Regions from separate parts of the Homo sapiens genome. Here region 2 is linked to region 1. Evidence: read pairs that join two places in POLR2A ChIA-PET (ENCODE). Cell type or tissue: HCT116. All regions are shown on one strand.

Region 1 (2,500 bases):
GAAGATTTTAAATACTTTTTCAATCTAATGCTTATGAAGTGGATGGTATCTTTTTATGGTTTTATTGAGTAATTTTCTGCTTTCTAGTGAGGGTGACCATATTTTCATATTCAAGTGTCCTCTTCACTAAATTGCTGCTCATTGTGTTCACTAACTTTTCAATTGAATTGTCTTTTCTGTATTGATTTGTAATTCTTTATATAGTCTGGATAAATCCTTCGTCAATTATCTGTATTGCAAAATCTCCCTTGCTGTGGTTTTTATTTGCACTTTGTTTGTGAGGTCTTTTTTGTTTGTGCAAGTTAATATTTATGAATGATTTTACTCATGGTTTATACTTTTTCATATATACATATTTCTTGTCTAAGAAGTACTTCTGTAGTCTGAGATTATAAAGATATTCTTCTACTATTTTGAAAATTTTAAACATTTCCTTTATGCATTTAGTTATTTAATCCCTGAAATTTGTCTGTAATGATAATAGACCTCTAATGCTAATATGAAGTACATCTCTAATTCTAGTTTTTTTCGGTATTAAGTAATCTCATTAACTGCAGTGCATCTTGTCAGTTTTCAAAATTTCACATACACATAGGTTTGTTTCTTTTACTATCCACTGAATCTCCCTGTAATTAAGTGCCACACAACCTTAGTTACTCTAGCTGTACTATAAGTCTCACTTCCTAACAGGTCAAATCCTCTATTTGGCTTTCTTCTTAGTCATGTCAAATATACTTGTCCATAGTTCTTTAATATTAATTTTAAGATGAACTTGTCAAGTTTTGTAGAAACGCTTTTTGAGATTTTGATTAAACATAGCTTACTTTTTCATATTCTTCTGAGGGAAAAGTCAACAAATGTATCATAATGAGTTCTCTAATATGTGAACATGATATGTCTCTCCATTTATTCATTTCCTCTTTTATGTCCCTTGTGATTGTCAATTATATGAGTCAACCTGACTGGGCCACAGGGTGCCTGGATATTTGCTCAAACATTATTCTGAGTGTGTCTCTGAGTGTGCTTTTTGATGAGATTACCATTTGACTTAGTAAACTAACAGTAGACTGAGTAAAGCAGATTGCTTTATTCAGTGTGGGTGGACCCCATGCAATCAGTTGAAAGCCTGAATAGAAAGAAGGCTGACCCTTTTACAAGGAAGAGGGAATTCCTCTTGCCTGACTGCTTCAGCTGGGATAACAGCTTTCTTCCTGCCTTCAGATTAAAATTGAATCATTGGTTCTTCCTGCGTCATGAACTTACTGGCCTTTGGACTATAATAGAACTATACCATCAGCTGTCTTGGGTCTCCAGCTTGTCAGCTGAAGATCTTGGGACTTGTCAGCCACTATAATCATGTGAGTCAATTTCTTATAAGAAATCATACACATACACACACACACATACATACACACACACACACAGGATCTGTTACTCTGGAAAACTCTGACTAATATAGATTTTGGTGGAGATGGGGTGGTTGAAGGAGTTTTGAGGACCATGCTAGTAAAACATTAGATTACTGTGAAGGGACTGTTGATAGAAATATGGATGTTAACGATGATTCTGGTGAGGGCTCAGAAAGGTAAGAAGAGAATTGAAGAGAAAGCCTCCATCTTCTTAGAAAATAAGTGAATAATCATGAACAGAATGTTGGTATAGGTATGGACAATACCTATACCATTCTGGTGCCATTCTGGTGGTCTCAGACAGAAATGGGGAACAAGTTATTGGAAATTGGAGGAAAGATGATTCCTCTTATAAAGTGACAAAGAACTTCGCTGAATTGTGTTCTAGTGGAATGCAACTTAGTTGCAAGCAACTAAGTTGGATATTTAGCTGAGGAATTTTCTAAACAAAGTGTTGAAAGAGCAGCTTAGTTTCTACTTAGTGTTTACAGTAAAATGTGAGAGAAGAAAGATAAATTGAAAGAAGTGGTAAGCAAAAGGAAACCAGAACTTAAAAATTTGGAAATTTCTCAGCATTTGTATGTTATGAAAAATGAGGAAACATTCTGGAGAGAACAACAAAGATGTGGTTGGACAATCGCTCCATAAAGAGGTTATCCATGATGTTAATGAGCCATCTCAGCAGAAGCCAGGGATAGAGATGAGATTATACTGGCAGAGACACTGTCAGTATGGACCAAAGGGGACAGTGTTAAACAGTAGAGCTGTTTGGTTGTGAACATGCTTCATCCTGCAAGAAAAGGGAAGAATGACCTGAAGGTGAGCCAGAGATTATCAGGGCTACCACTTCCACCATGGGATCATGGGTCAAAACTGCCTCTACCTCATTTTCAAAGGCTAGGGCCACTACCACAGTTTCACTGGCCAGGCCGCATCACCTGGAGCCTTGGGAGCAATGCCACCTAGTAGCTTGGGGTTGGAACCACCTGGCATACATTCAGGGGTGGGACCATTGCCCCAGTGGGTCTGAGAGGCAGGAGCAATTTTCCATTGGGTCCAGAAGGTAAGGTAGAGCCCAGTGGGTTCAGAAG
Region 2 (2,500 bases), 81 kb before region 1:
GGAAGTGGATTCTTCCCCACTCCAGCCTCCAGATGAGAACACAGCCTGGTCAATACCTTGATTATAGCTCTGTAAGACCCTGAGCAGAAGACCCAGTAAAGTTGTGTCCAGATTCCTAATACCTCAAAACTGTGAAATAATTAATGCGTGCTGTCATAAACCTCTATGTAGGGGTAATTTGTTATGTGGCATAGCAAACTAATACATTTATGAATCTATTTAACCTGGGATTGATAAAAGCAGTGGCTTTGGCTAGGTTGGATATTTTCATGGGCAGCAGTTCTCTAAGTGACTTATGGGTCTGTGAGGTGAAATCTCCATGGTCTGGGGCTTGGCTGTGGGCAGGAGAGATGACCCAGAGTCAAGATAGAGAGTGGCCAAGACCAGCCCTTAGGCCAAACCCCAGCCTGCCTCCACCCACAAGAGGGAAATGGTCTTCCAGTAAGTTATTTATAGGCAACAGAGGTTGTTAGCAGCCAGCAGAAAAAGCTTACATTTGGGAAGAAAAAGTACCAAGATAGCAAAAGTGAAGAAAAGACTAGTGGTAAAGAAAAAAGAGATAAGAAATGGTAGGAAAGATTTTCAATAAGAGGTGACGGGTCTGGGCTAATATGAATGGGGTTACCCTAATCAGACCTAATCAGGACAGGGATACCCTAATCAGACTTAATCTCAATGGGAATACTTAAATCAGACCTAATCTGGATGGAGACACCCCCAGTGAGGCCCCATCTGGATGAGTACACCCCAATCAGACCCAATCTGGACAGGAACACCCCAGTCAGACCCAACCTGGATGCAAATGGCCAATCAGATTTCATCTGGATGGGGACACCCTAATCAGACCTAATCTGGATGGGGAAAGCCCAATCAGAACTAATCTGGATGGGAGATACCCACCAACTCTTGCTCCCTAGCCAGCTAAATTGCCAACTCCAAGAATTTATAAAGATCCTATTAAAAAAATAATAACATTAGGAAAGCAACCTCTGGCACTTACAGCAGAAAACTAGAACTCATTCATTTAAAGAACAGCTTTAGAATTTTCTAAATCATAGAAAGCCTTCCTTCTCTCACAAGCTAATTCTGCAAAGGATCAAATACAGATTTATGGGGGTGGTTCTAGGAGTCTAATTGAAAAGTAAAGGAAATTCATGACTGTGCTTCAGTTCCTTTATTTTCTTTGGAGGCAAAGCATCAGTGCTGGCCCTGAACGAACAAGTATAACCAACTTCCAGCCCTGTGTGAGATATTACTGGTATTGTCTTTTTCTGCATCAAAAAGGTCCTTTGCATCTGTGGAACTTCTACAGGGTCATGAGTCAACTTTCTACCTATACTTTTTGAGTAGGGTTGCCAGACTGAGCAAATAGAAATACAGGGCACTAAATTATATTTTAATTTCAGATCAACAAAAAATAATTTCTCAGTATAATTCTATGTCAAATATTGCTTGGGACATACTTATCCTAAAACCAAAATTCATTGTTAATCTGAAATTCACATTTTATTGGGCATGCTGTATTTTTATCTGCAGTCCTATCATAGACGCATTTCAATGAAAAATGCAAGCCCCCCCCACCCCAAACATGTGTTTGAAGTTTTCTTTTAGGAACATCATTCCACTGTAAGAGCTTTAAAAAAGAAAAGCCAAGATTATTAGTAAGGATTCTAGGCATCTATATGTAGTTTTAACTTTACCTTATTAGATAAGAATTAATTTTTAGCTAGATTATCTGGCCGATGAACTATGATGAATATAAACAATTGAGGATCTCATAGTACCTGTTCTTCAGTATTTTATATAAGAAGGAAATGTAAAATAAATTTGACTTTGAATGTCAGTATCTGCATTGCCACCTTCTATTTAACATGGTAACCATGTTTTACTGATCATGTTTATGATAAACAGTCCATTATCATTTTATGAGTTGAGACCAATGTGGAACCCAGTAAGAAGAAATATTCCTCTAGAAACTACATGCAGGATGACTTCACATTTAAATAATCTTTTAAAAGTAGATTTAATTTAGTCTGAGAAACAACAGCCCCATGTCTAAACAAATTTTTCCACTCCGGAGTATAGAAAGGCAAGTATTTATTCTGAGGCCTAAGACAGGTTTAATTGCTATTGAAAACAAAAACGAAGTTATTTAGTGTTTTCATTATAAATCTTGGTTTTTGACTTAAAAAGGAGAAACAGAAAAAACAACCCATGGCTCCAAACTGAAACTGCAATTTTACCACTGAATGGAAAGTTTTAGGAACATGCGGTGAATTGTTTCCCCAGGACTGCCATAAACCAAGTACCACAAACTGGATGGCTGAAAATAATAAACCGTGTTGTCTCATGTATTTGGAGGCTAGAAGTCCCAGATGGAGGGATCTGCACAGTGGGTTCCTTCTAAGAGCTGTGAGGGAGAATCTGTCGCATGCCTCTCTCCCTCTCTCCTAGTTTCTGGGGGTTGCCAGCAGTCAATGGCATTTCTTAGCTTGTGGAT

What was found. Peaks named below come from ENCODE experiments on the same cell type or tissue, not always from the same donor. Only the 100,000 strongest peaks of a DNase experiment are listed, where the experiment ranks them.
Region 2: POLR2A ChIA-PET joins it to region 1 with 5 read pairs; 2 of 35 experiments call an interaction of 5 or more read pairs at or near these places.

What each region holds. Positions count from the first base shown.
Region 1 is chr1:234,046,290-234,048,789 of GRCh38, forward strand. All of the region lies in intron 2 of SLC35F3 (solute carrier family 35 member F3), which reads left to right. Among named protein-coding and RNA genes, the nearest start is that of SLC35F3, 140 kb to the left of the region's middle. In HCT116, no CTCF peak of the experiment used is centred here; a DNase peak (open chromatin) is centred at 1,167.
Region 2 is chr1:233,965,675-233,968,174 of GRCh38, forward strand. All of the region lies in intron 2 of SLC35F3 (solute carrier family 35 member F3), which reads left to right. LOC107985363 (a long non-coding RNA gene) reads left to right here. Exons shown (of 2, transcript XR_001738530.2): 2 at 1-1,846. Among named protein-coding and RNA genes, the nearest start is that of SLC35F3, 62 kb to the left of the region's middle. In HCT116, no CTCF peak of the experiment used is centred here; no DNase peak of the experiment used is centred here.